3 separate regions of the Homo sapiens genome follow, and all the other regions are linked to region 2. The links are chromatin contacts, found by Hi-C in ENCODE. All regions are on one chromosome and are shown on one strand. The core of a region is the stretch at or near the end of the contact, and the rest is flanking DNA. Distances in the headings are between cores, read along the strand shown.

Region 1 (3,437 bases), core at 938-3,437, 2.1 Mb before region 2:
ATGCTGGGGATTCCACAGCCCATCTGATGCTCTCAGCTTAGTGCGAGAAGACAGGCAGGAAGTAAGATGGCAAAAAATAAAAAAGGTCATTTCAGACAGTTCAGGATGTGAAAGACACAAAGGGTCAGGAGGTGATATTGGAGCTAAATGTTAAAGGATGAGGAGTCAGCCACGGAAGAGCTGAAGGCAGGATATACCAAACCAAGGGAATAGCCAAGAGGCTAGAGGCTGGGCAGCAAAAGGGTGGGAAGAGACCAGGCTGGAAAGGCAGACAGGGCCAGATCACATAAGCTCTGATACAGTAAGCAGTTTGGGATCATTTTTTAAAAATCCTATGGGAAGCATAAAGGATCAGTGGGGGGCGGAGGGGGGGAAGTTAGGGACTTCTTACGGGGACAGTGGTATGCACAAGATAAATACTAAGGAAGGCCTATAAGTGAGTGCTTTCAATTCTCACTCCTCTCCGAACTAAGAGAGATCTTTGAAGCAGGAAAAGATAGGGCTCCATGTTTTGGAGGCAGATGGACCTAGCCTCCCCTTTCCAGAGAAAACTGCCTCCTGTAAATCCTCAAAGAGGAGGGTCTTGTTTATCAGCACAGCCTCATTATACCCAAAGGCTCAAAAATTATTTGCTAAATGAAGTAAATTAGAGAAAGACTCGAAATTAAAAACAAGAGTGGTGAGGGCAGAGGACTTTTGCTTATGGCACACATTAAGTAGTAATCAGCGGAAATATAATAGTACTCATTAAAGAGTGAGTCTTATGGCTTTACGACCCAGAGGAGGAGAGGTTCTAGAAGCAGACAGCGCCACCAGGGAAAAGGCTCAGAATTTTAGGCTGAGCTAGTCTCCTAACTGGATGTGTAACTACAGGTAGGCCACCTCCTTCTCTGGGCTTCAGATTGCTTGAATTAACTGACGGAGCTGGAGTATTCACCAAAGAATTTCTGGGGGACTTCCAACTCTCTCTGTAGTTTTATAACCATCCATCCCCCTTCTCTGGCGCAGAGAAGGTGCTTCATGAGTATTTGCCGTATCAATGAAGCCCAACATCTCATTTTACAACACTGGATACCAGGGCCTGGAGGGGTTAGGTGGGAGCTCAGGGCCAAGGAGCCAGTTTGTGGCAGTGTGTGGGGAGGCCCTCCGACCTGTGGCTCGGGTACTTCTGAGCTCTTGGGTAGAGTAACATCAAGGAAGCAGTAGGTGGTCGGAGCTCAACTTTGGGGTGGGAGGTAGGCAGGGTTCTCCCTGCAATCCACTGGGCACTAGATTGGATAAGGCTCTTCTGGGGTCACAATGCCCAGGCTCAAACCCCAGCTCCACGATTTGCTGGCTGAGTGGCTTTAGCCATGTCTCCTGTGTCTAACTTTACTCTTCAGTAAAATGTGACCAACAACAGAGCCTGACTTACAAAGGTCGCAGCGAGATCTGTGAGACAAGCCAGGCAAGTTTCCTTGAACAGTGCCTGACAGGTAGCAGGGGGCTCAAAAACATTCCCGTTAGTGGAACTCCTAGCACTCCAGCACAGCACACGCTACCCCGAGTGGCAACTTTTCGGGACGCGCCTTTTAAAGGCGCGTGCAAAATGTAAACACGTGGGGTATGGCAGGAGCGGTAGTGATAATTAACCACCATACATTCCCAGTTTCGAGCCACACGCAACGTGCTCGGCACTTCCCGTGCCCCAACCGGACCTAGTTTACGACTTCCTACGCACAGGCCCCTCTGAGGTCAGGGTTCGGGCTTCACTGTGACCTTGGACCAGCCCCGTTCCCCCCAGAGCTTCGGTTTTCTCATCCGCAAAACAGGAGTAGCGACCCCCCAGCCGGCCCGCCTCCGAGTGTCCCAGGGTGGGCACCTGGGCCGCGCCTCAGGTGGCCCGCGCCCGGCGTGGTCGCGGGGCGCCGGGGCCCGCGTGTCTCCCGCAGGCCCTCGTAGGCCGGTCTCCGTGGCAGCCCGCCCTCCCTACCTTCCTGCCGGCAATAGGACATGGCTGCAGCCCGTCCCTGAGACCTTGCAGAAGCGGCGGTGGCGGCAGCTGCACCTTTACGCCGTGACCTCCCTCTCCTCTGGCAGGGCGGGCTCCTCCGAAGCCCGCGCGGACCCGCCCCCTCCCAGGCCTGCCCGCCGCGCGCCTGCCTCGGCGCCCTCGCAACCGCGGCCAGGCCAACCTCAGCCGGAAACTACATTTCCCAGCAGGTCGCGCGCTCCTCGACAGCTCTCCAGGCAGTAGAAACTACATTTCCCCGAAAGCTTTGCAGTGCGCAGGCGCATCAATGAGGTACTGCAATGTCCCGGACCGTATAGTTTCCAGGACGTCTCGCCGCGCGCATGCGCAGAAACACTGGGCACAGGGGGAGGTAACTGCAGTAAGTCCCGCTTGGCCCTGGAGTCCACGCGGATTTTCGAAGCTGGGGCTGGCAAGAGGCCGCTGGACACCACGCTCCAGTCGTCAGCCCACTTCCTAGCTGAACAGCGCGAGGCGGCGGCAGCGAGCCGGGTCCCACCATGGCCGCGAATGTGAGTATCCCCGGGCCAGCCGGGCCACACCCAGGCTTCCCCGTCGCCCTGGGGCTTTTCCCCGGGGTCCTCTAGGTCCATTTCGCCGCCTGGAGCTCCTCCGTGCGGCTAGGCCCGCATCTCCCTCTGCTCGCCGTGTCTGTGCCTTCGCCAGCTCATCCCTCTGCTCATCTCGCGGCCTGTCCAGGCTTCTTTTGTCCGTGTTCCTTGGCTCGCCTCGTCCTCGGCGTTCGTGCGGAGGCGGACTCGGAGGTGTTGCTCCCGTACTGGGATCTGCTTGTACGCCTCTCCGCGGCCCCTCCTTGCATTCCCAGTTCCCTCCTGTACCTTGGGGCCCTGAAACTTGCGCATTATGAGAGCTGGACGCGACCTCAGAGAGGGCGCCAGTCCCTTGGGAGGGAGGAAGGCGATCCAGCCCAAGTGGAGCTGTCCAGCAATGGACAGACAGGGCTGTCCAGGCGGGCAGAGAGCTCTCCGCCCTAGGGAGTCTCTGTAAACCGAGTCTGTGATGCTCCAAAAAGCTTAGGCTGGGCTGGGAGCGAAGGAGTTGGGGGAGAGGGAGCATTTCTCTACTGTCGGGGCCCCTCCTCCCCCTAGCAAGGATTTGGTTGGAGGAGGCCTGGCTGAGGGCTGTTCCCTCAAGGCCTCTTCTCCCTGCAACTAGCCTTTCTCGGGAAACTATTTAAGCCCAACATTCATTCAACAAGCAGCGCCTCCTACCAGGGCGCTGGGTGTGGGAGAAGCTGGTGACTCACCTCTCCCCTCCTCTGTGAAAGTGCTTCTAGGGCCCGCTTAGGAGCCCAGCCAGCCCCAGACACACCCTCCCTCCTGCTTTGGTAGAGTGTCCTAGCAGCTCTCCCCTTGCCTGTCACACCCTATTTCCAGACACCGCCTCTGTCCCCAAGCGTCCTCTC
Region 2 (3,980 bases), core at 641-3,140:
CCTTCAAATCTTTACCTATTAAGGCCTTTCTCAGTAAGGCCTGCCATGATCACCCTATGGAAAACTGCAACTTCCTCCCAGACCAGCACTCCTGATCTTCCTTACCGTTTGCTTTCTGTTGCAGAGCACATTTTAATACAAGAATGAATCATTATATTTCTAAATTATAGTCTAAATTATAGCCCGCTTCTCTCATGAGGCTCTGTGCCTCATCCCCACTTTCCCTATATTCATTTTGGACTTCATCCTTGAGAGTGTTAAGGTCCTTACCTAAGATTCCATTCCAAGTACTGAACAAAACTTTGGGTAGGAGTGGGCAGTAATAACATTTTTTTTTTCTATTGTCAACATCCTTGGGTGAAAGATAATAGGGCAACTAAAGACTAAAATGAAATTGTAAAGCTGCACCTAGGAATTATATCTCAAACAAGATAATGCAGAATTCTGTGTATAAGCCAGCACGAAATACCATACAATTGTTCCCTTCAAAGTAAGTCTAGCAGCTCTAAACAATTTTAATTACATATTAAATAGAAGAGAAATATAAAAAATTGTCCACTAAAATAATCTATATACTTTCTATTTAATAAATAATAATTTTCACTAAAGCTAGATTTATCTCTAAAGCTAAAATAAATTACGTAATCTGAACTTTAAACGTTTTAATTTACTATTCGGCTGTTTATCAATGGTGTTTAAAACCTGCCTAAAAAAATACCGCACTTTACCTAGCACAATGAAACATTCTCCTGCACTCATCACTGACAAGCTGATCTAAGTCCTTGCCACTGACTTACAATACCCTTCCCCCGTTTTAAAATTATATCCCTTACTTTGTCATAAATCACTTTTATAATGAGAGAGCAGCTAGGACACGTTGCCACGTCTTCCCCATTCTCCAAATCTTCCTACAACGAAATCAAATACCATGTGGTCAGGATAGCTTCTCTTCGCCATCTCCTCCCCCAAACCTATCCCACCCCTAGATGCAAGTCTCTTGGTGGCTTGCCTTCCCCCCAAGGTGGGTGAGAACCCCAGGGCCTTCAGCGAGAAATGCCGACATCATTTTCCCCTAGAAGCGTCACTTAGGGGAAACACCTAGGAAGGTCAGGCGAGCTTCGGTCGCCCCAAAAGCCCTGGGAAACAAAAAACGAGTCCCCTCCTCGACAGAAATATCCCAGGTTGGGACCCTAAGGCAGGGATCGGGCAGAGAGACAGAGGCTCTCCGCCACCCTCTCCCTGACCTAATCTAAGGCCAGAACTGCGTGCCTACCGAGAGAGCTCAGGGCATTAGTTGGGGTGGGGGGACGCGGGAGGAGGAAGATTCAGCAACGGGAAAGAGGGCGTGGGTGACACAGCGCAGCAAAGGCTACCCAATGATGGAAGGAACGGGCGGAACCAAACTGCGCTTGCTTGGGTGAACCGCCGGGCGGGACCCTGAAGTTACCTTGGTGATGGAGAAGTTATCTCCACATGGGCAGGGATAGAAATACGTCTCCGAGTCCTCGTCATATTGGAAGTCCTCGATTTCCACCTCGTCATGAAACACTGCCATGGTCAGCGGGGGTGGCCGAAGGGGTAACGCCCCAGCAGTCCGAGGCCAGCTCCGAGGGTTTAACTTCGCCGGAACCGGCCTGGGCTCGGCATCATCAGGTCGCGCCGGGCAAGGACTAGCCCTTCCGGCGCATAGGCAATGACGCAACTCCGCCCTGCGCGGCCAAATGGATAACCGGTAGCGGTCACCATGGAGATGGCTGAACTAGGGGCGGAGACACTGGGAAGACTGAAAGCTTGCTCAGCGGGGTCGCGCACCGCTCCTCCTATTGGGCGGCAGCGACCAATAGAATGTGGGGCTCGCCCGCGCTGCTACGTCACGTCTGGGACCGCGGAGTATTCCAGGCGCCTGCAACTAAACGTGGCCGGGTCTGCAAGCTAGGTGCCAGCGGGGAAAGTTTCCCTGCTTCTTATCGTCTGCTTTAACGCCTTAAATAGCCCGCTGAAGGCTGCAGCAGGTGCTAGGTAGCAGCCTCCCGGCCCTCGGGAAAGGCGGGGTGGGGAGGCGAGAGCAGCTTAGCCTCCTCGACCTCCCTTCCTGGTGACGGACGAACAGTTCCCGTAGAATTTCGCTTCACCGAGTGACCTTGAGCCCAGGGCGACGGTCAGCTTGTTAATTCCTGGCTGCAGGTACATTCCGCTTCTTCCTCACCCCAGACGCCTTAAAATACCCTAAATTGTGTTGCTGAAAGGACCAAGCCCTGGAAGGCAGGGATTGAGTTCTAGTCTTCTGTTTGCCAGGCTTATAACATTATTAACGACGATGATTTTTAGTAATAGTAATAACATCACCTTTTATTATTGGGAAGTTATGTGCCAGCTATTGCACTAAGTGGAATTGTCAACTCTAGGAGTTTACATGTTATTCCATTTTATTAATCTTTAAACTGAGGTACAGAGAGTTGGGCATCTTGACTAAAATCATACACCTGGGAAATAATGAAGAGCTTGTCTGTCTCCAAAGCCCAGGAACAAATTACTTATGTGAGTACCAGTTTTTTCGTTGTGAAAGAAATGGTGTCAGTAGGCAGGTTTATCAGTGTGAGGCCTATGTATGCCTTGAAGCGAAATGCAGATAAAAGGCATTTTTGTCTTGAAAGCAGTGCTAGTGCCTGTTTTGGTAAAACCGATTACATTGGGTCTTACTTAATTACTAGGCATTTTAATATCTTAGTAGAGAAGAAATGCATTGTAGTGAAAAAGCACTTTCGAGAGAAGATCTGGGATCGGAATCTTGAGTTGTTGATTACCTCTGGCAACTGGATATTTACATTCTTTGGGCCTTATTTCCTCTTCTAAGAAAGGATTGGAGTAGAGATGATATAAGATCCTTTTTAGATGTAATGTTCCACTTTTGCACGGAAATTATGAGCTTTACTTGGTTCAGCAATGATATATAACATTTAGTTTACATTTACGTAACACATATACATAATATATCCCTGTGCACTTTTGAAGAAAACATTACAATGACTACTAAACTTTACATTTATTCCTAAAAGGGCGGATCACGAGGTCAGGAATACGAGACCAGCCTGACCAACATGATGAAGCCCCGTCTTTACTAAAAAATACACAAATTAGCCAGGTGTGGTGGTGTGCCTGTAATCCCAGCCACTCAGGAGGCTGAGGCAGGAGAATCTCTTGAACCTGGAAGGCAGAGATTGCAGTGAGCTGAGATCACGCCACTGCACTCCAGCCTGGGCGACAGAGCTAGACGCTGTCTCAAAAAAAAAAAAAAAAAAAAAAAAGAAGTAGGTCATAATTGTATAATGCAAACTATATTTGATGAGTGCTGTTGTATATCAGGCCAGAAGGAGTTGTTTATTGGCAATACCAAACCTCCACCTCTCTAGGTTGTTTGACAAGGAAGAGAAGGGGTCAATGTATTAGGATTGATTTTAGTAACACTGTTGCTTGCCAGGTACTTTGGTAGACATTTTATTTATTCCTCTCAGTAATCCAGTGAGGTGGCGTGGGTAATGTTAAAATGGCAAGAGGAGACTTGCTGAAGATTAGAAAGCAGGAAGGAGTCACACCTGAGCCCAGTTCCGCTGATTTCCGGTCAAATACTCTGTGTATACTACTTGTTTACCACTAAGGTGTCTTTGCCTGTTGGAGCAAGAGGAGCCCTTTTTCTTCCTCAGTGACACCTAAGATTCTAAATTGACAGATGTCATGATTGTTCTTTGAACTTACTTAATTTCAGTGCATTTATGCTTATTGAGGCATTCTTGGCTTTTCTCTGTCAGTGTCCTCTCACACCCTGCCTAATGTATCAGCAAGTTTTGGGGCTCTAATTCCAAAATATATGTCATGTTCATCTACTTCTGCCATCTCTGTAGCTGTTACCTTATTATAATCTTAGACCAGAGTCTTTTAACTGGGTTTCCTGCTTCCACTCCTGCCCCTCTCCCTCTGTTATC
Region 3 (4,234 bases), core at 394-2,893, 2.1 Mb before region 2:
GACATGGTGTCAGGCACCTGTAACACCAGCTACTCGGGAGGCTGAGGCAGGAGAATCACTTGAACCTAGGAGGCGGAGGTCACGCCACTGCACTCCAGCCTCAGCGACAGAGTGAGACACTGTCTCGAAAAAAATAAAAAATAAATAAAATATTTATTTAGCATTTAGCCCTACCAATCCACGGGCCCTGCATCCACAGATTCAACCAACCACAGATGAATATATTTCGGGAAAAAAAATACAAATTTAAAAAATACAGCATGACAACTATTTCCATAGTATCCACATTGTATTAGGTATTATTAGTGATCTAGAGATGATTTAAAGTATGTCGGAGGATGTGCATAGGTTACATGGAAACACTAGGCCATTTGATATAAGGTACTTGAGCATCACAGGTTTTAGTATCCGCGGGGTATCTGGGAAGGACCACCTTAGTTTGCTCAAGGAATGTCTAACTTGAGTTTTGAAGAAATAGAAAAAATCAGCCCTGGTAAAAGCCATGGGGGGTTCACTCTAGGCAGAAGGAACATCAAAGGAAAAGACTCAAGGAATAACTTGGCATATTTGAGGAAGAGAAAGGAGGCCAATAAGGAGGGTATCTGGCAAGGAAACAAGTGGTAAGAGAAACAGGAGAGGTAGCAAGAGCCAAAACATGTAGTATCTTGTAGGCCAGGATAAAACAACTGGATTTTAAGCTAAGAGCAATGGAAAACCAAGGGGAGTTTAAAGCAGGAGCAGGGCATGATTTTTTTTTTTTTTAAGATTATTTGGGTTGCTGGATGCAGAGCTGGGAGGCCAGTAAAGAGGAAACTGCAGTCACTCAACTGAAAGGTGATGATGACTTGGACAGGGGCTGTGGTCATGGAAATGAAGAGAAGTGGACAAATTTGAAATACACTCTTGAGGCTGAACTGACTGGACTTGCTGACGGACTGGATGTGTGGACATAAGAAAAAGGTGGGCTTTGCTTTATAACAAGTATTGAGACTGGAAAAACGGAGGAAAGCATAGATTTAAAGAGGAAAACCATGAGTTCTGCATTGCCCATGACAAATGTAAGAAGCCTATCAAATATCCATGAGGGGAAGTCAGGTGGGATCCCACTGTGGAACTCTGGGTGAGACTCAGCTGAAGTTATCATTCGGGAGTCAGCACACTGCATCACTCTACGTCCTGGTCCGTCCGTCTGTCTTCCTGGGACACAAATAACTGCCTTCTCCGAGTTCAACCCTGAACATCTGTATCCTCTGGACAACGGGGAGCGGGAAAAAAGCTACGCAGGAGCTTGGATCGGGCGAAGCTCGCGGGAAACCGCTCTGGGTGCGCAGGACAAAGACGCGGGGACAGCGGGGAGGGCCGGCCGCAGCCTGCCGGGCTGCCCCCACGGCGCGGAACGCGCGCAGCAACCTCCACCAGGCCTCCGCGTCTGGACTCCCGCCCTGCCTCTGGGCCTCCTCCGCCCACCGGCGGCGTCTCCCGCGAAGCCCGCTGGGCCTCGCTCTCACCCTCCTCCTCCTCCTCACGCCGGGCCTTGCTCTTGGCCTTGGATTTCTGGCTGCGCAGTTCGCGTCCCCGCGGCTCCCCGCCGGCCGCGCGTTTCCGAGCCATGTTGCTTGTCTGGGCAAATTCCACTTCGCGAGTGACGCACCCGGCCGCGATGCGCTAGAACGCCGGCCCCGCCCCGAGGCGGTGCGCTTGGCCACGCCCCTTCGTTGGAGGCCTAGTCACGCCCCTAAAGGAAGCTCCACCCCATACCCGTGGCCACTAAAAAACTGCGGGAAGCAGGAAAGAGCACAACAGGTTTCTCTCTATTTCCGGTGTATTGTATCCTCACGTTTCCGGAGATTGACGTTGCTCTTGTGTTCTCGCGAGAGGCGGGAAAGGGCGCAGGGTTTGAAACATGGCGGACGACGTAGACCAGGTAAGTGTATTTTAAGGAGGTCGCTCGAAGGAGCTTCTTGTACTAGGCTGCTTTTTCCAGACTCAGGAAAAATGGCCAGTCGTGCCTCCTCTCTCCAAGTCACCATGGCCTAATCCACCCTGTCCTTTCCGTAACCCCCCCTCCGAATTTTGCCGTAGGCCCTGAGACCTTTTCCTGTTAGAAGCCCACCTGATGACTATTCTCACACTCTTCGCTTCATTTTTTTAAATCTGTAGATTATTATCCTTAGCTACCTCATGGAGCTGTCAGGATTCCAATAGAAAGCCAGGTAATAAAGTTAGGAGTTGTTATCATTAGTGAGCGCAACAATTATTTATTCATTCAGCAGATAGAGTGAACATCAGCTTTGTATGGTTAGGCACTGTTCTAAGGGCCAGGGACACTGACATCGACATATAAGAGATCCTTGCCATTACTTGGAGCTTATATTTGCGAGGAGAACAGATAAAAGTAAATATAAATATGTAAGACTTCCAGGAACTGTGATGTGCTGTGAAGGAAACAAGGAACTGGTATGCAGAATAACAGATGGTCCTAGAAGCTTTTTCACCTGGTCTTTTTCTTCCTCAAATATCTTTGGAGATCATGCCACAACTTAAACTTTCTACTGAAATCTGACCTCCTCAGAGAGGACTTCTGCCCAAATAGCACTCCCGCTACTCTGGTTACCCTGCCTCATTTTTCTTCATAGAGAGTTATTTTTTCATATTAAATGTATGCATCTTTGTTTAATGTGAATCTCTCCCCACTAGAATGTAAATGCCATAAGAGCAGGGATTTTGTTTTGTTCATTCTTTTGTCTTTGGGGTTTAGAACAGTGCTGGAAACACTCAAAAAATATTTGAGTGAATGAGTTAGATGATCAGAGGAAGCCTCTTTGAGAAGCCAATATTTAAAGCTACAGGATGAAAAGAGCAGACAGTGGGCATCCCAGACAGAGGCTTAGGTAGCAGTAGGGCTTTTTCATGTGCATATTCTTACAGTATTATAATTATTTGTATGCCTCTCCACAGTAGAATGAGCTCCTTGAGGGTGGGGATTGTGACTTCTCTATCATTGTAATCTAACAGTTGGTTATCTGATCCTTTAACAAACACTTGTTGAACTGAGGGACATAGGGACCAGTTGAGTTAGGTTATTTTTTTCTCTCATCAGGCCTTTTGAATCTTCAGAGCCTGTTACCAATTCAGTTACCTTCCTCCACTGGCCTTGTGTACTTACTGAAGAAGCTCTCCTTGAATAATCTTTCTAACTCTTAGCGGCTGCAACCATCCCTTCCATGTGGGTGACCCCAAGTCATCCTAGCCCTGACCTCTAAAACCAATGTTTCCAGCAGTTCTGTAATAATATAATATTAATAGGAATCTTTTCTTTTCCTTTTTTTTTCTATTCTTTTCTTTTTTTTGGATGGAGTCTCACTCTATCGCCCAGGCTGGAGTGCAGTGGCGTGATCTCAGCTCACTGCAACCTCTGCCTCCTGGGTTCAAGTGATTCTCCTGTCTCAGCCTCCCAAGTAGCTGGGACTACAGGTGCGTGCCGCCACACCTGGCTAATTTTTGTATTTTTCGTAGAGATGGGGTTTCACCATGTTGGCCAGGCTGGTCTCAAACTCCTAACCTCAGGTGATCTGCCTTTCTCAGCCGCCCAAAGTGCTGGGATTCAAGCGTGAGCCACCACGCCCGGCCAATAGGAACCATTTCTAAATATTAATATTTTCTGTTTTCCTGGCACTGTTTTTAAATGCATTAACTAGTTTAATCCTCATAAGAACCCAGAAAGAAGGTTGTGGCTTTCTCAATTACAAATGAAGAATCTGAGAATTACAGATGGCATGATTTTTAATCTCAGTTCATAAATGTCAGGTCACAGCCAGGAGTTGAACCCGGACTGCCTGACTCCAAAGCCAGTGCTTGCTTGCCTTTTTTTTTTTTTTTTTTTTTTTTTTTTTTTTTTTTAAAAAAAAAAAAGACAAGAGTCTCACTCTGTTGCCCAAGCTGGAGTGCAGTGGCACGATCTTGGCTCACTGCAACCTCCACCTCGCCAGGCTCAAGCAATCCTCCCACCTCAGCCCTTGGAGTAGCTGGGACTACAGGCATGTGCCACCATGCCCGGCTAAGCCAGTGCTTTCAACCAGTGTTCTATACTGGCTACTAAATATATTTATCTTATTCACCAGTTGGCAGCCTAAACTCAACCTGTGCTGAATTCATAATCTTCCCATAAACCTACACCTCTATTTGGCATTCTGACTAGTGTATGGTAGGCATTAAGTGAGTGTTTTTCCAATGA

The links. A loop is a pair of places that touch in the nucleus more often than their neighbours do. Pooled maps may share reads with other maps.
Region 1: a loop to region 2 is called in a map of B cell, with 14 times the contacts of the local background. The contact joins the promoter of CHCHD4 here to the promoter of OXNAD1 in region 2. A Hi-C loop is called at or near these places in 2 of 168 maps with a recorded cell type or tissue (B cell and ascending aorta) and 14 of 50 pooled maps.
Region 3: a map of CD14-positive monocyte shows a loop between it and region 2 (10-fold over the local background). The contact joins the promoter of XPC here to the promoter of OXNAD1 in region 2. A Hi-C loop is called at or near these places in 1 of 168 maps with a recorded cell type or tissue (CD14-positive monocyte), 2 of 37 single-sample maps with no recorded cell type and 11 of 50 pooled maps.

The regions. Positions count from the first base shown.
Region 1 is chr3:14,122,683-14,126,119 of GRCh38, forward strand. CHCHD4 (coiled-coil-helix-coiled-coil-helix domain containing 4) reads right to left here and starts at 2,188. Exons shown (of 3, transcript NM_001098502.2): 1 at 1,973-2,188. The coding sequence starts at 1,994. TMEM43 (transmembrane protein 43) reads left to right here and starts at 2,370. Exons shown (of 12, transcript NM_024334.3): 1 at 2,370-2,523. The coding sequence starts at 2,512. RefSeq lists enhancers at 945-1,044, 1,813-2,547, 2,415-2,614, 2,548-3,282, 2,715-3,004 and 1 more and silencers at 1,605-1,654, 1,665-2,224.
Region 2 is chr3:16,263,322-16,267,301 of GRCh38, forward strand. It overlaps OXNAD1 (oxidoreductase NAD binding domain containing 1), which reads left to right and starts at 1,891. Exons shown (of 9, transcript NM_138381.5): 1 at 1,891-2,184. It overlaps DPH3 (diphthamide biosynthesis 3), which reads right to left and starts at 1,622. Exons shown (of 3, transcript NM_206831.3): 1 at 1,448-1,622; 2 at 834-908. The coding sequence starts at 1,555. RefSeq lists an enhancer at 1,454-1,763.
Region 3 is chr3:14,176,958-14,181,191 of GRCh38, forward strand. It overlaps XPC (XPC complex subunit, DNA damage recognition and repair factor), which reads right to left and starts at 1,644. Exons shown (of 16, transcript NM_004628.5): 1 at 1,509-1,644. The coding sequence starts at 1,611. LSM3 (LSM3 homolog, U6 small nuclear RNA and mRNA degradation associated) reads left to right here and starts at 1,860. Exons shown (of 4, transcript NM_014463.3): 1 at 1,860-1,924. The coding sequence starts at 1,904. RefSeq lists a silencer at 1,284-1,403 and enhancers at 1,454-1,803, 1,904-1,953.